3 separate regions of the Homo sapiens genome follow, and all the other regions are linked to region 2. Evidence: read pairs that join two places in POLR2A ChIA-PET (ENCODE). Cell type or tissue: HepG2. All regions are shown on one strand. Links, peaks and the distances in the headings refer to the core of each region. The heading gives the core; the rest is flanking DNA.

What was found. ChIA-PET counts read pairs that join two places held together with the same protein. Peaks named below come from ENCODE experiments on the same cell type or tissue, not always from the same donor. Only the 100,000 strongest peaks of a DNase experiment are listed, where the experiment ranks them.
Region 1: POLR2A ChIA-PET joins it to region 2 with 7 read pairs; 9 of 35 experiments call an interaction of 5 or more read pairs at or near these places.
Region 3: POLR2A ChIA-PET joins it to region 2 with 5 read pairs; 9 of 35 experiments call an interaction of 5 or more read pairs at or near these places.

The regions. Positions count from the first base shown.
Region 1 is chr17:39,746,160-39,753,522 of GRCh38, forward strand. GRB7 (growth factor receptor bound protein 7) reads left to right here. Exons shown (of 15, transcript NM_005310.5): 14 at 1-43; 15 at 592-1,126. The coding sequence ends at 738. Among named protein-coding and RNA genes, the nearest start is that of GRB7, 12 kb to the left of the region's middle. In HepG2, for the core only: no CTCF peak of the experiment used is centred there; DNase peaks (open chromatin) are centred at 4,112 and 4,654.
Region 2 is chr17:39,696,357-39,704,395 of GRCh38, forward strand. ERBB2 (erb-b2 receptor tyrosine kinase 2) reads left to right here and starts at 3,708. Exons shown (of 27, transcript NM_004448.4): 1 at 3,708-3,955. The coding sequence starts at 3,883. RefSeq lists a silencer at 1-94 and enhancers at 4,690-5,191, 5,192-5,691. In HepG2, for the core only: no CTCF peak of the experiment used is centred there; a DNase peak (open chromatin) is centred at 3,595; H3K4me3 peaks cover 1,974 bases.
Region 3 is chr17:39,755,445-39,763,483 of GRCh38, forward strand. It overlaps IKZF3 (IKAROS family zinc finger 3), which reads right to left. Exons shown (of 8, transcript NM_012481.5): 8 at 2,274-8,039. Among named protein-coding and RNA genes, the nearest start is that of GRB7, 22 kb to the left of the region's middle. RefSeq lists enhancers at 67-116, 527-836, 2,716-2,795. In HepG2, for the core only: no CTCF peak of the experiment used is centred there; no DNase peak of the experiment used is centred there; H3K27me3 peaks cover 2,151 bases.

The DNA.
Region 1 (7,363 bases), core at 2,621-5,120, 50 kb after region 2:
TTTGTGCCACCTGCAGAAAGTGAAGCATTATCTCATCCTGCCGGTGAGCTTCCCTGCGTCCCCGGAGTCCTGCAATGAGACACAGGACTCCCAGCAACCTGTCCTCCTCACCAGGCCCCTCCAGAGGCTCCCTGGCCCCCAGTGCGTCTCCCTTTTCCCTGCACAAGAAGTGGGAGGCTGAGTGCGGTGGCTCACACCTGTAATCCCAGCACTTAGGACGGCCAAGGTGGGAGAATGGCTTGAGCCCAGGAGTTCGAGACCAGCCTGGGCAACACAGGGAGACCCCATCTCTACAAATAATTTAAAAATGAGCCAGGCATGGTGGTGCACACCTGTAGTCCAGCTACTCAGGAGGCTGAGGTGGGAGCATTGCTTGAGCCCAGAGGGTCAAGGCTGCAGTGAGCCATGGTGGCACCACCACACTCCAGCCTGGATGACACAGTGAGAAAACTGTCTCAAAAAAAAAAAAAGAAAGAAAAAGAAAAAGAAAAAAGAAAAGAATAAAAGGAAATGGTGGGGCCCTGGCCCAGGAGGGAGCTTCCCAAGCCTCGGGCCCCTCCCTGAACTTCCACCCCCTTTACTGTACCCCAGAGCGAGGAGGAGGGCCGCCTGTACTTCAGCATGGATGATGGCCAGACCCGCTTCACTGACCTGCTGCAGCTCGTGGAGTTCCACCAGCTGAACCGCGGCATCCTGCCGTGCTTGCTGCGCCATTGCTGCACGCGGGTGGCCCTCTGACCAGGCCGTGGACTGGCTCATGCCTCAGCCCGCCTTCAGGCTGCCCGCCGCCCCTCCACCCATCCAGTGGACTCTGGGGCGCGGCCACAGGGGACGGGATGAGGAGCGGGAGGGTTCCGCCACTCCAGTTTTCTCCTCTGCTTCTTTGCCTCCCTCAGATAGAAAACAGCCCCCACTCCAGTCCACTCCTGACCCCTCTCCTCAAGGGAAGGCCTTGGGTGGCCCCCTCTCCTTCTCCTAGCTCTGGAGGTGCTGCTCTAGGGCAGGGAATTATGGGAGAAGTGGGGGCAGCCCAGGCGGTTTCACGCCCCACACTTTGTACAGACCGAGAGGCCAGTTGATCTGCTCTGTTTTATACTAGTGACAATAAAGATTATTTTTTGATACACCTATGAGTTCTGTCTGGCAAGGCCTGGCTGGCTGAATCAAGAAGGGAACCAGAGCTGGACGTGGTGGCTCATGCCTGTAATCCCAGCACTTTGGGAGGCCAAGGTAGGAGAATTGCTTGAGTCCAGGAGTTTGAGACCAGCCTGGGCAACATGGCAAGACCCTGTCCCTACAAAAAATAAAAAAATGAGCCGGGCATGGTGGTGTGCACCTGTAGTCCCAGCTTCTCAGGAGGCTGAGGTGGGAGGATCCCTTGTTCCTTGAGCCTGGGATGTCAAGGTTGCAGTGAACTGAGATTGTGCCGCTGCACTCAGCCTGAGTGACAGAGTGAGACCCTGTCTGGAAAAAAAAAGAGGGGAGACCTGGAGAGGTGGGCACCTGTGGAGGCCTTGGTGGAAGTGTCAAATGGATCGAGGCCATGTCTCAGCCTGCCTGGATGTTCCTCAAGGGCAGGAGTGGTTATCTGAGAGTCTCCAGTGCCCACCATGCAGCTTGACACATAGTAGGCGCCCAGTCATTGCTAATTAAGTAAGTGAATAGACAAGAGACCATCATCCCAGAGAGATTTTCTGACAGTCTAAGTCTAGAGAGGTAATTAACAGGGCCTGGGAGTTGGAGATGAGTCCGACAGCATGCTTGTCCTCCGCTAGTCCTGGACTAGCTGACGGATAGTTGGCCCCAGCATGCACACAGTTATGCATCCAGCCCCACCACCAAGACACAGAATGGCCTCATCACCCCCAACAAGTCCCTGTGCCCCCTACTATCAGCCATGCTCCCTCCTACCCAAACTGAAACCTCCTTTCTGTCCTAGTTCTGCCCCTTCCAGAAAGCCATATAAATGGAGCCTGCTAGCATTCAGCCCTCTGCATCTGGCTTCCATCTCCAACACATCCTTCAGCACCCAGAGTGATCTTTTCTCAAATATAAATTCACCACTCCCGGCAGGGCACTGTGGCTCACACCTGTAATCCCAGCACTTTGGGAGGCCGAGGCGGGCGGATCACGAGGTCAGGAGTTTGAGACCAGCCTGGCCAACATGGCAAAACCCCATCTCTACTAAAAATACAAAAATTAGCTGGGCATGGTGGCGGGCACCTGTAATCCCAGCTACTAGGGAGGCTGAGGCAGGAGAATAGCTTGAACCGGGGAGGCAGAGGTTGCAGTGAGCCAAGATCATGCCATTGCACTCCAGCCTGGGCAACAAGAGCAAGACTCAGTCTTAAAAAAAAAGACAGATGTCTGGCCTCTGCCCACTGCTCATGCCAGTCTATGTTTTTGTCTTAGAGGTTTTTTTGTTTTGTTTTTTGAGATGGAGTCTCACTCTGTTGCGCAAGCTGGAATGCAGTGGCACGATCTCAGCTCACTACAACCTCCTTCTCCTGGGTTCAAGCGATTCTCTTGCCTCATCCTCCCAAGTAACTGGGATTACAGGCGCTTGCCACCACGCCTGGCTAATTTTTTGTATTTGTGGTAGAGACGGGGTTTCACCATGTTGGCCAGCCTGGCCTTGAACTCCTGACCTCAAGTGATCCACTCACCTTGGCCTCCCAAAGTGCTGGGATTACACACCCAAGCCACTGCGCCTGGCCTTGTCTAAGAGTTTTTTAGTTTGAGCTCTTACCTGATGGGAGCTCTTTAATAAATATGTCAGATCGACTGCATCTGAACTTGCTGCTTAACTCAGGAGACAGACCCTCCTGCAGACCTGTGAACCCCAACTAGTCATTGTTTTTGTCAAAACACCAAACCTGAATCTGATTCCTTGGATTCAACAACTAGTTTACGGGAAATACAAGGGAAACAATGACAAAAATCCAGATTGGGAAATTCTACAGAACAGATAACCCAGTTTCTTCTTCAACAGCAACAAAATTACCAGAAAAGATGGGCAATCTCTAGATTTCAAGAAATTTAGACATATATCAACCAAATGATGTGTTGACCTTTGATTCAAATGCAAACTAACTGTAAAAAGCATTTATGAGCAATTGGGGGAAATTTGAATTCTGATCAGATATTCGATGATATTAAGGGATTATGGCTAACTTTCTAAGGTGTAATAATGGTATTGCAGTTACGGTTTTTTCTAAATCTTTATCTTTAAGAAATTCATTATGAAGTATTTAAAGGTGAAATCACATGATGTCTCAGCTTTGTTTTTATTCCTTTTCTTTTTTTTTTTTCCAACTTTTATTTTAGATTCAGGGAGTACATGTGCAGGTTTATTACCTGGGTATATTGAGTAATGCTGAAGCTTTGTTTTTAAAATAACCCAGAGGTGGCCAGGCACAGTGGGTCATGCCTGTAATCCCAGTACTTTGGGAGCTGAGGTGGGAGGAGTTTGAGACCAGCCTGGGCAACATAGTGAGGCCCTCTCTACAAAAATAAAAAATAAAAAATTAGCCAGGTGTGGTGACATGCATCTGTGGTCCCAGCTACCTGGGAGGCTGGGGTGAAAGGATCGTTTGAGCCCAGGAAGTCAAGGCTGGTGTGAGCCATGATTGCATCTCTGCACTCCAGCCTGGGCCACAGAACATGACCTTGTCTCAAAAAATAAAAAGAAAAAAATGAAATCCAGAGGTTAAAGGAGAGGGTGTGGGCATAGTCATGGTGTGGCCATGAGTTGACACTGGCTGTTGATATTGGTTGAAGCTTGGTGACAGGTACTGGCTATGTGGGGATTTGTTAAATTATCCTCTCCACCTTTGTATATGCTTGGATATTCTATTATATATTGATATATTTTAATGGAGAGCCCCTTCTCAAATCTTTGGGACTGACTGGGCAGGAGGTGGTGAGACGCTGTTTTGTAGGTGAGGAAACTGACGGCCCAGTGGGCAGCCTGGCCCCAGATCACAGTGGGAGAGCCAAGATTCCAACCCAGGTCTGAGGACCAGGTCTGGGCATGTTCTGCTTCCCCTGTCTGGCTGACGTCCAGGTGGCATTCCTCAGCCACAGTGACAGCAATAGTGGCCTACTGGGGTCCTCCCTTAGAGAGCCCCTCCCTTCCCTGCAGCCTTGGTCTCTGGCCTGGAGGGTTGTCCTGAGGTGACCTTGAGACTGTGCAGCCTCTGCAATCAGCCCCTGGGCTGGGTCTGGCAGCCCTGGCAGCCACTCCCGACCAAGGCACCCCCATCCTTGGCTAACTCCAGGCTGGGAAGCTGGGACCAGGTCCAGCAGACAGAGGTGGGCAGAGAGGTCTCATGCACACCCCAGCCTGGGACCTCCTGGGAATCTGCTGGAAGAACTTACTGCAGCCCAAGGGCAGGAAGGGTGGCAGATTTTGCTTCTTTTTAGCAGGACTGGAGGCAGGACCCAGTGCAACCTGCTGCCTGCCACCTGCCACGGTTCCCAGAGCCATCCCCACCACAGGCTGTGGCTCGAGCACCGAACAGGGCAGTGTCAGCTGTGTGGCTGGCCATGGGTGCCCAGGGCCACCTCCGAGGTGTGGGTGCCAGAGTTCCAGGCTGGAGTGAGAGTAAAGGGGTCAAGATGAGTCACCTCTTCAGCATGTCCAGGGGTTCAGACTGTAAAAAAAGAGGACCCAGTGTCCCTTCACAGCCTGAGGCACTGGGCAGAGACAAAGCCTCTCTGTCAATCAGCTAATTGGAGACTGTGAGACAGATGTCCTTCCCACTTTACAAATGGGAAACTGAGGCTCAGGGAAAGACAGGGACTCACCTGCGACAGGGGTCGCAGAGGGAGTTCGGGACAGAGGCCAGACTCAGCCCACTGGACAGGTGGTGAAATGCAGCCCTGCCCTGCTCTAGCCTTTGTTCTCTGCCCCCTCCCTTCTCAGTGCTGGCCACAGTGAGGGACCTAGGCTGCCGAGAGCCCTTAGAGGGGGCAGCATTTGGCCCTGATCTGGCCACCTGAGACCAGCAGCAGCCCATTCTTGGTGAGTGTCTGAGATTTCTGGCTTTTTGGAGACGTAGCTGCTAAGAGTTTGGGGGCACAGGGACCCTCTCAGGGCCAGCTCACAGTGGAACCCCTGGGTAAGATCCCCCAGCTCTGAGGATGTGGGAAGGATGCTGCTCTACCTCAGAGACTGCAGCATGACCTACAGTGGTCAGACAGCAGAAAGGACTGCCAAGGACGGCTGCAGTGCTAGATCGGGGAGGCTTGTGGTTCTGAGAAAATCTGGGCTGGTGGGAGGGGAAGCAGGGGCTTCTCTGGGGGAGAGGGTGGGGGCTGGGACCTCAGATACTGTCTTTTCAAAATTGATTTATTGGGTTTCATTCTAAAATTATACGTACTTATTAAAAACATTTCAGAAAAAAACTTGAGGGCAAAGGGGAAATTCCTCATCATCTTTCCATGCAGAGGAGGACCCAGTACTGAGAGAGGGTGACAGGGCCCACATCTGGGGAGCTGACGCGAAGTGCTGCCTGCCATGCATCACACGTTCCAGCTTCCCGGGACCAGCGTGGCCGGTGGGAGCCGGGTGCCAGGGCACATTGCTATCCTTGGCAGCACCATGGGCCTTTAGGGTAGGGGTTCTGTGGAGGGTGTGGCTACAATGTTGGCCTCCCTGCCTGCTCAAGTGTGGAGGGGAGGGAGGACTGCTGCCAACGCTCTGGACTCTGGGATGGGGGTGGGCATGATTCCAGGGGAGCCCACCTCCCTGGGCGGGGCATCCAGACAAAGCCCTGGCCAGTTCTGCAACATCCAAGTTCACGGGTGGTGGACAGGCCCAAGGGTTCAACATCAGGTCAGGGACCCTGCCTGGCTCCTTCCTTGGGCCCCAGTGCCAGGCACCCTGATGAGGGATGAAGAGAGGAAGGACAGGACACAGACAGGGGAGCCCAAAGCCACTTGGAAGGATTCTTTCTTCCAAACTATCCACATAAGCAGTTTTCTAACTCCTTCCCAGAGCCCAAGGGTTCTGGCAGGGGCTTGAGGGGCAGGTTGGGGTGGTGATGGGGGATGCATTGCCTTTCTATCTGGAACTTGAGCCTTATGGTATATTCAGGAAAAAGGCTTGAACCAGTGAAGTACTGATCTGGTCCAACAGATAGAAAGAGGGCCCAGAGAGGTCAGGGCTTGGTCCAACTCGCACAGTGGTGGGGCGTCTGCAGACTGCTTTCCTGTCCTGTGCTGTTGGCAGAACCTCAGCTTTGGGACTTGAGGGGGAGTATGCAGTGGCAATTAGGACAAACGACTCTGAGCTCTCAGTTGAGTTGGGGGAGGAGAGAAAAGAAGGAGTTAGATCCTGGGGGAGTTGGATGTTGCAGACTGGACTCCAGAGCCTGGGGGTGTGGGCGATCCTGGGGTGTGGGGAGGGCGGGCTGAGGCTGCTCCACAAGCGTTCTCGAAGTTCACCATACAAGAAGGGGCGGTGTGGGGAAATGGGGATGAGGCCTGAAATTCAATCCCATGTGGGTTGAGTTATGATGTCATCTGACACCCTCTCACACGGCTGCATCTACCCCAAGGAAGGGGCAAGTTTTTCTTTGATGGGCACCTGGGGGGGCTGTTTAGCTGGAGTTTTTTTTGTTTCGCTTTTTTTGTTTTTGTGTTTTTTTTGAGACAAGTTTCGCTCTGTGGCCCAGGCTGGAGTGCAATGGTGTGATCTCGGTTTACCGCAACCTCCACCTCCTGGGTTCAAGCAATTCTCCTGCCTCAGCCTCCCAAGTAGCTGGGATTACAGACATGCACCACCACGCCCAGCAATTTTGTATTTTTAGTAGAGATGGGGTTTATCCACGTTGGTGAAGCTCGTCTCGAACTCCCGACTTCATGTGATCCGCCCGCCTCAGCCTCCCAAAGTGCTGGGATTACAGGTGTGAGCCACCGCGCCGGGCCTGGAGCTGCATTTTTGTTGTAAGCACTTTGTTCTTACTTGGATTAGGTTTATTTTAGGGTGGTTTGGGGCAGACTGAGGGAGATTGGAAGGCAGAAACCACCCCCTCAGGACAACCACGTGGATCTCCTTAGGGTCTGGGTAGTGGAACTGGGCCCTGTGACCTTGGAGTTGGAGGGGAAGCTGTAAGCAGGGATGGAACGGGCCACCCGCACCCTCACACAGCTGTGACCAACAGGCACGGTCATCCGCATTCACCTGCCCAACTCCCATGCCCTGAGTCCTGTCCTCCAGGGCATTCCTACTGGCACTACCCCAATTTCCCAAAAGATTCCAGGGATCTCTCTCTCGCTCTCTCTTTTTTTTTTTTTACAGTCTCACTCTGTTGCCCAGGCTGGAGTGCAGTGGCTGATCTCAGCTCACTGCAACCTC
Region 2 (8,039 bases), core at 2,460-4,959:
CTCTACCGCCCACCGGGACTGGGCATTGTCTGCCAGTCCGGGTTTCTTCCTGGGATTTGGGATGCAGAGAGGATGGGTTTGCTTGGGCGGGGGGGTGGAGAGTGAAGGGGGGAAGCAGGATCTTTGTAGAGGGAGGGACCTACAGTTACCTGGACTTCTTTCCTCTGTCTCCCCTCTTGGTACCCTTGACTGGGGCTCTTGAGGGTAATGGGTGAAGCCAAATCTGCCATGGCTCAGTTCCCAGCTCAGCTCTGTGACCTTGGGAAAGTTCCTTTAGCTCGTGGAATCTCAAGGCTCAAGGTTCCTCTTCTGCAAAATGGGGAATGATAACACCTGCCTCCTCTGGAGTCTTGGGGACTCAGTGTTCTGAGGAACGTGGCTGTAGGTCAGAGTGGCACAGAGTAGGGTCCAATGAAGCATGGCGTCCACAGTAGCTTTCCTGACTGGACTAACCTTTCCGGACACAACAGCAGGGCAGGGGTGGGGCCTGGGGAGAAAGGACACCTCTAACCCTGATCCTAACATCCCGATGGCCTCTAAGGCTGCCTGCACACTCATCCAGGTGCAAGCCCTCCAAGGTGTGGTGTGATGAACCAGTGACTCCTGGAGCCAGGTCAGCGCATCCTCTTCCCGCAGGGCTGTAAGCTGCAGGACTGAGAGGCAGGTTGACCAGGTCCTGGGCTGGATGATGGGGTGAGAGTAAGGGGTCAGTTTTGATACATGCCCAACTTTTCTCTCTAGCCCTAAGACATCCTGGGCAAATTGCTTACCTCAGTTCCCCTGATCCTCACCCTAACCCTAACACCAGCTCAAGAGAAAATAGGGATATTGATGGCCATCCAGAAGGGCTGCTGTGTTCCATACACAGCAATATTTCTCGAATGTTTGTGACAGCGGTCCAAGGAATAAGTTAATTTTACATTATCACTCTGGATACCTGTACAAAACTCCACCTTATCCTTACTATATGAATGTGCTAGGGTTGTTTTTTTGTTTTGTTTTTTTTTTTTTTTTTTGAGACAGAGTTTCGCTCTTGTTGCCCAGGCTGGAGTACAATGGCGCGATCTTGGCTCACCGCAACCTCCGCTTCCCAGGTTCAAGCGATTCACCTGCCTCAGCCTTCCCGAGTAGCTGGGATTACAGGCATGCGCCACCATGCCCGGCTAATTTTGTGTTTTTAGTAGAGACAGGGTTTCTCCATGTTGGTCAGGCTGGTACCAAACTCCCGACCTCAGGTGATCCACCTGCCTTGGCCTCCCAAAGTGCTGCAATTACAGGCATGAGCCACCGCACCCAGCCGTGCTAGGGTCTTTTTCTGTTCAATTCCTTTCTCTCTCTTGCTCTCTTTCTTTCTTTCAATGGAGTCTTACTCTGTCACCCAGGCTGGAGTGCAGTGGCAAGATCTCAGCTCACTGCAACCTCTGCCCTCTGAGTTCAAGCAATTCTCCTGCCTCAGCCTCCCGAGTAGCTGGGATTACAGGTGCCTGCCACCACACCTAGTTAATTTTTGTACTTTTAGTAGAGATGGGGTTTTGTCATGTTGGCCAGGCTGGTCTCGAACTCCTGACCTCGTGATCTGCCTGTCTTGGCCTCCCAAAGTGCTGGGATTACAGGCATGAGCCGCCATACTCGGCCAACTTTGTATTACTTTCTTAAAGAGAGTTTCCCAAATTATATAAGCTTCAGGCCCCACAAAACCTAGATCTGCCCCAGTATAACTAAATCTGGGACCATTTATTGAGCAATTATTATGTGCCAAGTATTGCGCTGAGTGCTTCCAGAGCATTATCTCCTTTAACCCCAGCATAGTATGTCAGATGCTGTTTTACAGATGAGCCAACTGAGACCAGAGATGCTCAGTCACTTGCCCAAGGTGACATGACTGATATGGAATAGAGTCAAGATTTTTTTTTTTTTTTTTGACACGGAGTCTCACTCTGTCTCCCAGGCTGGAGTGCAGAGGCGCAATCTCAGCTCACTGCAAGCTCTGCCTCCCAGGTTCACGCCATTCTCCTGCCTCAGCCTCCTGAGTAGCTGGGACTACAGGCACCCGCCACCACACCTGGCTAATTTTTTGTATTTTTAGCAGAGACAGGGTTTCACCGTGTTAGCCAGGATGGTCTCGATCTCCTGACCTCGTGATCTGCCTGCCTCGGCCTCCCAAAGTGCTGGAATTACAGGTGTGAGCCACCGCGACTGGCCAGATTCAAGATTTGAACCCAGGTCCTCTTGGTCCCAGAGGCCCCTGTTTCTCAACTCCCTAGGATGGCATAGCAACCTGTCCCACAAGAGGTGCCTGCTTTAAGTGTGCTCAGCACATGGAAGCAAGTTTAGAAATGCAAGTGTATACCTGTAAAGAGGTGTGGGAGATGGGGGGGAGGGAAGAGAGAAAGAGATGCTGGTGTCCTTCATTCTCCAGTCCCTGATAGGTGCCTTTGATCCCTTCTTGACCAGTATAGCTGCATTCTTGGCTGGGGCATTCCAACTAGAACTGCCAAATTTAGCACATAAAAATAAGGAGGCCCAGTTAAATTTGAATTTCAGATAAACAATGAATAATTTGTTAGTATAAATATGTCCCATGCAATATCTTGTTGAAATTAAAAAAAAAAAAAAAAGTCTTCCTTCCATCCCCACCCCTACCACTAGGCCTAAGGAATAGGGTCAGGGGCTCCAAATAGAATGTGGTTGAGAAGTGGAATTAAGCAGGCTAATAGAAGGCAAGGGGCAAAGAAGAAACCTTGAATGCATTGGGTGCTGGGTGCCTCCTTAAATAAGCAAGAAGGGTGCATTTTGAAGAATTGAGATAGAAGTCTTTTTGGGCTGGGTGCAGTTGCTCGTGGTTGTAATTCCAGCACTTTGGGAGGCTGAGGCGGGAGGATCACCTGAGGTTGGGAGTTCAAGACCAGCCTCACCAACGTGGAGAAACCCTGTCTTTACTAAAAATACAAAAAATTAGCTGGTCATGGTGGCACATGCCTGTAATCCCAGCTGCTCGGGAGGCTGAGGCAGGAGAATCACTTGAACCAGGGAGGCAGAGGTTGTGGTGAGCAGAGATCGCGCCATTGCTCTCCAGCCTGGGCAACAAGAGCAAAAGTTCGTTTAAAAAAAAAAAAAAGTCCTTTCGATGTGACTGTCTCCTCCCAAATTTGTAGACCCTCTTAAGATCATGCTTTTCAGATACTTCAAAGATTCCAGAAGATATGCCCCGGGGGTCCTGGAAGCCACAAGGTAAACACAACACATCCCCCTCCTTGACTATCAATTTTACTAGAGGATGTGGTGGGAAAACCATTATTTGATATTAAAACAAATAGGCTTGGGATGGAGTAGGATGCAAGCTCCCCAGGAAAGTTTAAGATAAAACCTGAGACTTAAAAGGGTGTTAAGAGTGGCAGCCTAGGGAATTTATCCCGGACTCCGGGGGAGGGGGCAGAGTCACCAGCCTCTGCATTTAGGGATTCTCCGAGGAAAAGTGTGAGAACGGCTGCAGGCAACCCAGGCGTCCCGGCGCTAGGAGGGACGCACCCAGGCCTGCGCGAAGAGAGGGAGAAAGTGAAGCTGGGAGTTGCCACTCCCAGACTTGTTGGAATGCAGTTGGAGGGGGCGAGCTGGGAGCGCGCTTGCTCCCAATCACAGGAGAAGGAGGAGGTGGAGGAGGAGGGCTGCTTGAGGAAGTATAAGAATGAAGTTGTGAAGCTGAGATTCCCCTCCATTGGGACCGGAGAAACCAGGGGAGCCCCCCGGGCAGCCGCGCGCCCCTTCCCACGGGGCCCTTTACTGCGCCGCGCGCCCGGCCCCCACCCCTCGCAGCACCCCGCGCCCCGCGCCCTCCCAGCCGGGTCCAGCCGGAGCCATGGGGCCGGAGCCGCAGTGAGCACCATGGAGCTGGCGGCCTTGTGCCGCTGGGGGCTCCTCCTCGCCCTCTTGCCCCCCGGAGCCGCGAGCACCCAAGGTGGGTCTGGTGTGGGGAGGGGACGGAGCAGCGGCGGGACCCTGCCCTGTGGATGCCCCGCCGAGGTCCCGCGGCCGGCGGGGCCAGAGGGGCCCGGACGAGCTCTCCTATCCCGAAGTTGTGGACAGTCGAGACGCTCAGGGCAGCCGGGCCCTGGGGCCCTCGGGCGGGAGGGGGCAGTTACACGGCAGCGGCTCGAGATGGCCCATCCAAGAGACTGGCGCTTTCCAGGCTCCGAGGGGCTCCGGGAACTTGTCAAAGAAGTTCTCTGAAATTGTTCAGAAAGTTTTCCCGCAAAGGGTGTATTGCGTAGAGCGCGCGCGCGCGTTTCCCCCCTTCTTGAGCCCCCTCAAGCTTTCTCAAAGCCTTTCCAGTTGGCAGCCTCCGCCTCCGGACTGGCCTGGGCTGGATTCCTTGGGGGGGTCCTCTGCCCTGCCCCTCCTCCAGCCCCTCCCCGCTCCCCTTCAGACGATTTTGGTTTGGTTGCTCCTGCTTCTGGCGGGGTCGGGTGTGTGTGTGTGTGGTGGAGTGGAGGGTGGCATAGCAACCTGTCCCAACCAGAGCCGGGGAGGAAAGGGTGGCCCGGAGGGTGGCCTCTTGCTGGGGTCTGGGTTGGGGGCGGGGGAGACGTTTGCTTTGAACAGATTCTTGGGGCCAGCTTAGGGACTGTGCTCTGTGACTTTTGGAGCGCGTGGACCATGGAGGGGTGGGGGTGGGTTTCTTGGGGTGTAAAGTGGGAGAGTTCCCAGAGAAGGAAGCTAAGAAATAAGGCCAGATGGGAGCCTAGGGAGGGCTGCGTTGTTCTGCTGCCTTTTCCTTGGTGCTGTGCGTGGGGAAGGGTGAGTGGGGGCAGTGTGTATCCTGACCCATCTGTCCACCTGTGTGCATTAATCATAAAAGCTAACATATAGCCTGGGCCAGGTATACTCTGCCAGGAACTGTTTGTGGTGTTTTGCATGCATTCTCCTTTAATCCTAGAACACCCCTATAGTGGAAGTTCTGCCAGCATTCTGGACTGAGTAGCAGTCCAGAGGTTGAGTAGCAGCTAGTAAGTGGTGGGGTCAAGATGGGACCCCAGGCAGTGCGACCCCCAACCATGCATTCGAAATCGCTATATGGATGAGTGCACCTGGAGCAATGAGGGACACTGCTCCCTGAGTCACTGGGCTGCAGGGGAGACAAAATGAAAGTGTTCTGGGAGTCGTGGGTGGTCTCCATAGGTCAGAGGGTCTGGGGAGGGAGTGGGTGTCATCGTGGCTGTGTGTTGCCCGAGGGGCCCTCTGTGAGTGAGTGCATGGCCGTGTTATCTCTGCAGGTCTACGCCAGGGTGTTCCTCAGTTGTGTGGTCTTTGTATTTGTGTGTCTGGGCTTTGTGTTGCCAAACAGCAGTCTCTCTGCTGACTTGGGGACACAGGCTGAACTCTGTCCTCTGCAGGAACTCCCTTAAGGTGCTGGGCCAGATCTGCCATAAACAGAGGGAGGTAGCCTTCTATGGCCACGCCTTCTTGCTGAGGAAGAAGGTTCCTCTCTTCCAGGGAGTACATCCTTGCCCTCCCTGTTTCCCAGACAAGCATCTTCACCTCTCATCTTCTGATGAGAAGGGTGAGGCCATACTGAGCTGTCAGGCTGAGCTGCTGCCCTTCCTCACCTTGGGCTGGGAGTTGATCAGGGAATGGCAGTTGCTGCAGAGCTGGATTTGAGGGCTGGGTTCTCTGGATGGGGCCTCCTCATGTCCTCACCCCTCAACCTGCACTATTGATTGTGTTGTGCAGGAGTTAGTTAAAAAGTCATTGCACAGCCTGGGCAACAAGGCAAAACTCTGTACAAAAAATACAAAAATTAGTTGGATGTGATTACACGTGCCTGTAGTCCCAGCTACTCCGGAGGCTGAGGCAGGAGGATCACCTGAGCCCAGGAAGTTGAGGCTTGCAGTGAGCTGTGATTGCAAATGCTCTCCAGCCTGGGTGACAGTGTGAGACTCCGTTTCAGAAAAAAAGTATACCACCCAGCTGCCTCCAGCACCCAGATTTTACCCAAGGGGTGAGGTCTGGGGCAGGAATGTGGGGGAAGGGGAGGCCTAGGGGGAGCCCCAGAGGGGTCAGGATTTTTCTGAAATCCTTTCTTAGAGGTATGGGTTTTACAAATTGCAGCAAATACATCCTTTTAATCTTGCAGAACTCCTTCATATTTTAATTCCAGTATGATTCTTCCAACAGCCTCCTCTCTTTACTATACTTGGGGAAAGTACTCATTTTATTTGTCAAGAAAAAAACAATTGAAAAGATAGGGATCAAATGTAAAAAGAAAAAATACGTGGCATTCCAAAGTCAAACACAAAGCATGTTTAATTTTCTCGTGGTTTGGGATTACCCATATTCCTGCTGTATGAACCTGTCTTGTCTTAACTTTTAAGAAATGTACGGTGTACTTCCTATATGCTAGGTTTTTATCCATGCTTTCATTTAATCTCTGTGACAGTCCTGTGAAGTAGGTGCACAGATGAGAAAATGGAAGTTCAGAGAAATGAAGCAACTTATCCAAGGCTCCCAGCTACCCAGTAATGTCCAGGGAATTTTTGGACTCTGAAGAGGAGGCATTAAGAGGTGGTTAGAGTCTTATTCCAGCCAACAATAATGGGTTGAACAAAGCCTTAGGGGCAGGCAGGTGGCCAGATGGGAGGAGAAGCGCTCCTCTTGTTCAGGCGAATGACCTTTCCATCCACTTCTCTAGGCTGTAGAAAGTGGAGCTGAGCTGGGGGCCCTGAGGTTCCCTCTTGACTTCAGAGTCCTCTCCCTTCCTGTCCAGCCAATGCCTGTCTTCCTTTTGGGCCCTACCAGCATGACAGGGGGCTGCGGGCAGGAGGGGACAGAGGCCACGTTGACACACAGGGCTGTGGGTGAGAGAGACAGCTGAAGTGTCAGCGTGAGGGGCCAGTGTGGGGCTGCGGCTGGGAGGGCTGGGGTGGGGCCCAGGGTAGTTGTGCCTGTCCTTGGGTGATGGAATGATCTGGAAAGAGATTCCTTCCCTGCCCTCCACCTGTGAGAAGCCCCTCTAGAGTGACATCTCCATCTTATGTTTGGCCACCCATCCTCCCCCTGGGAAGAGAGCCGAGGTGGGGTAAGGGATGTGTACTCTTTCAAGGAGTGGGAGAATTATTCTAGCGAATGTTTGTGTTGTCCCAGTTCTGTTTACAAAGCCTCGTCATGTTTACAGATGGCTGCGCAATTCATTACCTCATTTAACTCTCATGTACCTCCTCTGAGGGAGTAAGAGCTGTTACAGCCAAGTTTAGGTCAGTAAATATTCACCAAGTTGCAGGTACTGCAGGGCATAGAGATGAATCCGATTTAGCTTCTGCCCTGGAGGTCTGGGAACTTGCTCAAGATCACTCAGTGAGCAGCTGAGCTAGGGTTCTCAACTAAAGACCCTGGGCCCAGGCCCTGGTCTGATGTCAGGCCTGATACACCAGGTGTTTGTGGTCGGGGAATCCCAGTGTCACTTGAATGGGCTGTGACATTATGGGTCTGGGAGAGCTGAGCTTTGGGGACACAGGTCATTTTACTGTAGTATTCATGGAAACCAAGGGAAGTATTGGCTTTTCTGCTGTGAGCAAGAGGAGCAGCTGGGGCTGCAAGCTGGTGGGGAGGAGAGAACCCACCTGAGAGAAACCTCAGGACTGGGGTCAAGTCCTGACCACCAGAGTCCAGAGAGACATGAAGGACTGTGACCAGCTCTGAGCAGAGAGATGGATTCCATGACCTCAACTGGTCCCTTTTGTTCGGAGACTCGTGACTGGACTTCATTCATCCACTCATTCATTCATTCACTCAGCAGACACTTATCTAGCGCTCCCTGTGGCTGGTCCTGCCTCATACTGTCTTTGCTCTGGAGAATTGGAGGTTGGGGTTCCTGAGGGGCAGGGTCCTGGAGACAAGGACACTCCTGGGTAGAATTAGGACCTACCCCCCAGGAAATCAACGGGGACCAGGTGCCGTGGCTCACACCTGTAATCCCAGCACTTTGGGAGGCCGAGACGGGCGGATCACAAGGTCAGCAGTTCAGGACCAGCCTGGCCAACATGGTG
Region 3 (8,039 bases), core at 2,388-4,887, 59 kb after region 2:
GAGAGGGAGAGGGCTGGGATTGGAACCAGGACTCCAAATAGTTGCGGGAGTCTGCGACTGTCTTTTGCTTGGGACTTCAGAGCTTTGCTGGATTCACTGACTCAGCCTGCTTTCCCTCAACACACACAAACACACACACACGAGACACGTGCACGCGCGCACACACACAGATACACAGACACACACAGACAGACATGCAAGGAGAGAGACAGGCACACATGGAGACAGACACGCACACGCAAAGAGACACACAGCTCCCCAGGAGTCTAGCGGGGCAGCTGAGGTCTGTGAGTGAGACATTCTCAGTGAGACACTGAGAATGCAATTCCAGTGGGGGTGGGATGGGGATTGGGCGGTGGAAGGACAAGCCCGGGGGAGGAGGTGGCATCGCCCCCCTAGTTCCCATCCACCACCACCCCCAGTGCTGTGGTTTATTTGCCTAGGCAGCTCTTCTGGGCCAGGGGGCCAGGGTACTGGGGTGGAGAGGCGAGGTGATGGGAAAGGCTGTTCTGGGGCTTCCTGCCCCCTCACTCCTGGGGAAGGGGGGTAGCTGCCATCACCCGCAGGCCTTTCCACTGCAGCCCTTTCCTTGGGTATGTGTGTTATTCTGGGGGAAGATCTGTTATTTGCGGAGAAGGGAGGCAGCTGCCTACTTCACAGGTCAAGACAGAGTTAAAAACAAAACCACAGCAAATTCAACACCCCGTGTCCTTCAGGGACTTTCCATGACACCTTCCTTCCCCCCTCTCCCCTAAGCCAGGGAGCACCTCCCCAGAGGGCCTCCCCACCCCAGGTGCAGTGGCTTTTGGCTTTTATGCAAACAACTGTCTGATCCCGGAATGCTCCACAGCCCGAACTGTGGCCTGGGCCGAATGTGCCCCTCCACCATCCCTTGGGCCAGTGTTTCTGGTCTTCCTGGAGTTGTGACCTCCACTCTTCCTCAGACCCTGGATTCTGAGGGACAGGAGATGAGGGCAGGAAGCTAGGTCCTTTCCCCCTGCCTGCCCTCGGGTGGCAGTTGCCTGCAGGTGGAGGGTTTGGGCACAGCAACCTAAGTGAATGGTCCGGGGTTTTGAGTGATGGGGGAGGGGAAGAAGGAGGGTGCAGGTGTGGGGTGGCCTCCACTGCCAGGCCCACCACCCTCTAGGGCATTGAATTAGCTCCCAAGATCAGGAAGGAAAACTCTTCTCAGGCTGGGAGTCCATTCAACCCCAACGCCAGTGTGGACCTCCGGTCCTGCTCACTGGCAAAGGGGGTCAGGATCTCCCTGTCTCCCTCTCTTCTGCCTGAGCTGCTTCTGCTTTGGGGAGGGATTTGGGGATGGGGAAGGCCATATAATCTTCTCTCCAGGGCTGAAAACCAGCTACTGAGGGGCCGTTTTTGAATGTATTCAGTGCTAAAATGCAAAGGCAGGGTGCCATGCCATTCCTTTCTCCTCCTCAGCTTGAGCAAGACTGGGAAACCTGTAGGAGACCCTCAGCCAGTTTGAACATTTTGGAGTGCTGATGGGAGGGAGATGATGCTGATCATGGAGCCAGAGGACGCTGGTGCCAGCCTAGCCCCACATTTGTTAGTCTTAAAACTTCAGACAATCTTTCTCATGCCTCTTCCACAGAAGACGGAAAATGGAGGGTGCTTTAGATGAGGCTGAGCAGAAGGCCAGACTCTCTCTCTACTTTCTCTAACGTTTTCTAAGAGAGAACACAATGATGATGGAAAGAAAGCAGCCTCATCCCTATGCCATTCTCCTAGGACTTTTCCCCCTAACACCTTCGGTTTGGGTCTCCAGGTATCTAAAAACTGTATTTAAATATGGTCGAGTTTAAGGACTGCAACTCAAGTTTCCCAATGTGGATGTCTGTGAGCCCCCACACATGAAAAAGTCAGAACTTGACTGTATTTTAAGAAGAATCTCTGTTGAGGGAGGAAGGCAGAGCAGTGACTTGGAATAGGGGTGCACCATGCTGAATGTGCTGATCATGCTAAGTCCAGGTCCTCAACCTCCTCCAGTTTCCTTAGTGAACTAAGGACCAGTGGAACCAGGAACCCTATCTTGTGGGTTACAGGGGCCAGCAGCAGGATCACAGTGGTAGGCTCAGCAAGGCGTCAGGTGAGAACCTTTATTTCAGTGATAATTCATTTTTCTTGATAACTGGACTTTAAGAAATAGAGGGGCAAAATTAAGAAAGTATTCCTTGGGGCGGGATGAAACCCTTCTACATCCTGACACCAGCAGACACAAATCATAAGTGATAAGGATGCACAAGGACTAATTTCAAACATACCAGGATTTTTTTATTTTTCAGTGTAAAAATCAAACATGATAAACCTAGAAAACTATCAGCAGGGCTATTTCTTACAGGGTTCCAGCAAGGGTTAGCATTGTTACATTTCAGAAGCTGACTTTCTTTAAACCATCTTTACAGAGGAGTAAACTTCACAGTTCCACACATGGCTGGGCTCCAGGTAGAACTCCATAGGAGTGACGAGGGAAAGTCACCACTGGGCAGGGAGGGCATTTCTGAGAAATGCAGATGAGAGGAGAGGCTGTGAGCACAGGCTGTGTCAAAACCCAGGGCAAGGGCTCCCTCCCGCCTTCCCTCCCAGTGGGAAGGCCACCCTGAGCCCCAAACCACATTCTGTTCCTTCCTCGTCATTCTGCAGACAATGGTCATCCACAGACCACACGTGTGGTGGCTTTGGCAACCAGAAATTTAAAATAAGCTATGGTTTTTCCAGTAGCCAAAATGATCCTGCACCAAAGCTCATAGACTGAGAACCTGAGCATGCAAAACCACAGTCTGGGTGAAGGGATGTCTGCTTTGTAAATGACCTGCTAATTCTTTGCAACCCACAGTAATTTGGTTTCTGTGAACCCACAGAAGCAGGCCCACCAAAAAGGGCCTTGTCTGCTAGCCTGGAGTATACATGAGTCACTGGCGGTGGGATCAGTCATTTTTTAGGCTGCCCCATTTTCCTAACATGTTAAAATGTGTGTTCTCAGTCTTTTCAAGAGAGGAAGAAGCAAAGCGGCACTTACAGAGTGTGAGATAGACACAGATCTGTGGCGAGGGATTGGGGAAGGTGGGTGGCATCTTGGGACTCTCTCCAGGCTTTCTGGAGTGGGGTCAGTGGAGAGATGAACAGTGAGAAACATTTGAAATAACTCAAGTTTTGGAGCAGCGGGGGGTGGGGTACTAATGGCTGAGGACTCACAGACAGTGAGGGAGCAAAGCGCTTTGACTTCCCTGGGTGCGACACCATGAAGTGTCTATAGCACGTGGTTAGCTCACGCTGGTTCCAAGGGTCAGCAGATCCTCTGCCCTTGTGCATTAAAACAACATGAAGGAAACTGTTAGAGATCAGTTACCTCCATAATTCATTTGTAAAGGAATTGCTATTATGATCTAGTATGATCTTGGGATATTTTTCATGTCTTTAAATTTAGGACACGGTACATTTTCCACTGAAAATTTACAATCATCCAACATAATGCACACCACCCCTCAAAGGTAACATTAGCTCATATACAAAATCATGGAAAACCTCACAACATCCTTGGAAGGTAGATATTGTTATATCCTTACAAAAATTTAATACACCCATTAACATTCCTATTTCAAATAGCTCAATCGATATCAACACATAAGACAGCCCACAATTGTGATACAGTATTAAGAAGAAACTCAGGCCAGCCGCGGTGCCTCACGCCTGTAACCCCAACACTTTGGGAGGCTGAGGTGGGCAGATTACTTGAGCCCAGGAGTTCAGGACCAGCCTGGGCAACATGGTGAGACCCTGTCTCTACAAAAAGTACAAAAATTAGCTGGGTGTGGTGACCCACGCCTGTAGTCTCAGCTAGTTGGGAGGCTAAGACGGGAGGATGGCTCGTTGCTTGAGCCCAGGAGGTTGAGGCGGCAAGTAAGCCTTGATTGTGCCACTGCACTCAGCCTGGGGAAACAGAGCGAGACTTTGTCTCAAAAAGAAAAAAAAAAAGAGGAAACTTGTATCCAATTTATTCAAACTGCAAAACCCTGTGTATCTTCATAACAATGGTGGGGCAAAGACTATCTACAGCTGGGGCAAGGGAGAGGCACAGTCTTGTGTTACTTTACAAGCTCTCAGAAGTTTAAAGCCCACAATTGTCCTTCAGGCTCTTCTGAGTCCATGGTCCTAAAGGGTCAGGAGTCCTGAACCCTGGCTTATTCTCAGAACCATTCAGTCGTGCTGCCTTGGAGAACAGAGTCCTTTTCCTGAGGTGGCCCAGGTCCAGCTGCTGGTTTCAGATCAAAATTGACCTCCTTCATCGGCACTTATATCTCAAATCATTCTCCTTGTCTGAACTCTGGATATAGAGGTTTTTTGAACTATACTTTCTGTGTGAACACAAAAATAGCTTCCCATTCTCTAAAAGATGAGGTATCACTATATATCGGGTTTTTTTCTTCTGTTCCTGGTGCTAACTTTTAGGACAAAGTTTCACCACTCCCTTTTCTCTTCTTGAGCTCACAAGTCCCGATGCTGACTCTTTGAGTCCTCAGATAGCCAGGCTCTTTCACATCTTGAGTGTCCCAGAGTTTCCAAATCTCTGCTAGAGTCCAACATACCTCTTCTCAGTGGGGTACTCTTTAAAGTGAGGACTTAAACATTTCCATTGTGGTCTTATCACCTGGGATTATATGTAACAGTACTATTTTTTTCCTTAAAACATTCTTTTTTTTTTTTTTTTTGAGATGGAGTCTCACTCTGTTGTCCAGGCTGGATTGCAATGGCGCGATCTCGGCTCACTGCAACCTCCACCTCCCAGGTTCAAGCAATTCTCCTGCGTCAGCCTCCCGAGTAGCTGGGATTACAGGTGTGCACCACCACACCCAGCTAATTTTTGTATTTTTTTTTTCGAGATGGAGTCTCACTCTGTCACCCAGGCTGGAGTGCAATGGCACGATCTCGGCTCACCACAACCTCCTCCTCCTGGGTTCAAGCGATTCTCCTGCCTCAGCCTCCTAAGTAGCTGGGATTACAGGCATGTGCCACCACGCCTGGCTAATTTTGTATTTTTAGTAGAGACAGGGTTTCTCCATGTTGGTCAGGCTGGTCTCGAACTCCCAAACTCAGGTGATCCGCCCGCCTTGGCCTCCCAAAGTGCTGGGATTACAGGCGTGAGCCACCGCACCTGACCCTCCTTAAAACATTCTAAACCTCACATTCAGTAGGGCTTGGGGAGGTGGGGGTGGTACAGGAAATAGGAGAATAATAGTGATACAGATGCTACCTGGAAAAACTTTGTTCTGTCTGTTCCTCACGAAACAAAGCCGAAAAGAAAAACTTTATGTGGATGTGAGATTTGATAGTAACACAGTGTTTCACCTGAGCAAAATTTTGTGTTTTTAAACATTTCTGTTTGCCAAAGAAATCTGAGGTTGTGGCTGGGCGCAGTGGCTCTTGCCTGTAGTTCCAGCACTTTGGGAGGCTGAGGTGGGCAGATTGCTTGAGCCCAGGATTTTGAGACTAGCCTGGGCAGTATGGCGAAACGCCATCTCTGCAGAAAAATACAAAAAAAATTAGCTGTGCATGGTGGTGTGCCTATAGTCCCAGCTACTTGGGAGGCTGAGGTAGGAGGATTGTTTGAGCCTAGGAGATCAAAATCTGAGGTCATTTTATATCTGGCCGATTTTGAGTATGGGCCTAACAAAATGTTAAGCACTGCATTTAAAAGGTGAGAAATTTTGTCACTGACAAAGTCAGAAGCTGTGTCAGGAACAGCTCACAGTGGGTCATAAAGCATAAGATTAGCTGGCTTATCTGTGCCAAGGCGAATGTCTTTTTGGGAGAATAACTTGAGGAAACTAAAGACTGATGAGTTCATTTTCTCTCTTTTTTTTTTCTGGTGGTAGTGGTGGGGGCTCACGGGAGAGACACTTCTATTTAGTTTTCTTTCCGTAGGAAGTACCGATGCAACACTTCAGGTAGTGACAGAAAACATTTGGAGAGCTGGGCATTGTTTGTGCATGCCTGTAATCCCAGCTACTTGGGAGGCTGAGGCAGGATTGCTTGAGCACAGGAGTTTGAGTCTGGCCTAGGCAACATAGTGAGACCCTGGTCCTCTAAAATATACATACATATATATACATATACAAAAAAAATAAAAATAAATTAAAAAATTAAAAAACACCTGGAGCACTGGTTCTGTTTCTTTTCCACCCTCAGCCCAGTTCTGTCACCTTGGCTGCAAGGAAACTTTGCCTGGGTTTTTTTGTTTGTTTGTTTGTTTTTGTTTTAGACAGAGTTTCGCTCTTGTTGCCGAGGCTGGAGTGCAGTGGTGCCATCTCGGCTCACCGCAACCTCCGCCTCCCGGGTTCAAGCGATTCTCCTGCCTCAGCCTCCTGAGTAGCTGGGATTACAGGCATGTGCCATCACGCCCGGCTAATTTTGTATTTTTAGTAGAGATGGGGGTTTCTCCATGTTGGTCAGGCAGGTCTCGAACTCCCAACCTCAGGTGATCTGCCTGCCCCAGCCTCCCAAAGTGCTGGCATTACAGGCGTGAGCTATCGCGCCCGGCCCTTTGCATGGGTTTGGTTGTTCCTCAGACCGTGGCCTCCTGGGTGTATGGTGGAAAGCCCGCCTGATAAGAGGCTGGTGGGAAATGAAGGAGAGGGGCCTACAAGGCTCTTGTTCAGAGGGAGTCTGCATGAGAAAGTACAGGTACTATCTGAAGCTGCTCCAGGGCTTCAGTGCCCAGCAGTGGCAGATGCAAGTCCTGACTCTGCCCTTCTGCTAAGATTCTCCTTCACCCTCACCTCCCCAGCCCTGGCAAGGGGTTTGTTAATTAGTACAGCATAAGGGGTATGTACAGAAGGCAGCGTTTATCTGTGTGATGGTAACCACTGCATATCTGGTTCAACTTCAAGACTTAAGGATGCAGAGTTTCCACACATAAATTTTTTCTGGAATTGATGGGCCCCAATCTAGGCTCAGAATGCCACAAAGAAAGTGCCTTTGTGAGTGGTCACCTTACTCAGAAAACTAACCTCAGAAGAATAGAAATCATGCAGCAAATTCATTAGTCACAGGAAAAAGGAGGATCATATCTATAAAAAGAGTCCCCAGGCTGGTGGAATGGGCCTTGGTTTCACAATCTTGAGATGCAAAAGGTGGTCTCAGGCTGGGTGCGGTAGCTCATGCCTGTAATCCCAGCACTGTGGGAGGCCAAGGCGGGCAGATCACCTGAGGTCAGGAGTTTGAGACTGGCCTGGCCAACATGGTGAAACCTTGTCTCTACTAAAAATACAAAAATTAGCCGGGCTTGGTGGTGAGCACCTGTAATCCCAGCTACTTGGGAGGCTGAGGCAGGAGAATTGCTTGAACCCGGGAGGCGGAGGTTGCCGTGAGCCGAGATCGCGCCACTGCACTCCAGCCTGGGCAACAGAGCGAGAGACTGTCTCAAAACAAAAGAAAACAAAAAAAGTTGGTCTCCTCTGCAAAGACTTGAACACTAATCTGGTGGAAAGGCTTCCTTTCCCTCGTTTTCTCTTCTACTAATCCCTGCTTCCAAATTCTCTTTCTCTTGTCCCTTGAAGAACCAACAGGATGTGCGATATTTCAAGAACGTAATGAGCAACTCCTCTTTCACAAAGGGAATAAGCAATCTGGCATAGCTTGGAGTCTAGTATTACGGAAATACAGTGATATACTGAAGACTACACACCAAAATACATCCATTCCTTTAGCTGAAGTCTCAAACATGTTGGGACTGTTGCCATGGAATTTCATAAAACCTTTTTTCCTGAGACAGACGCCATGCCACAAAGAAGGATAAGCCATTTGTGCAGTCTGAGGTGGAACATTTTAATTACTGGCAGCACATAGACGAGTTGAGTTGGAGCCGAATGCATAAGCCCCTTAGAAATAAAACACTAATCTACCAGGAATTTGGGATTCTTGGCTCTGGTAGAAATGTTACAAATTAAGCTGACTCTTAATTTGTAAATAGGCTCCATGAAGTTGTCCCTGGAAGCAGAATTTATTTTCCCTAACATAAT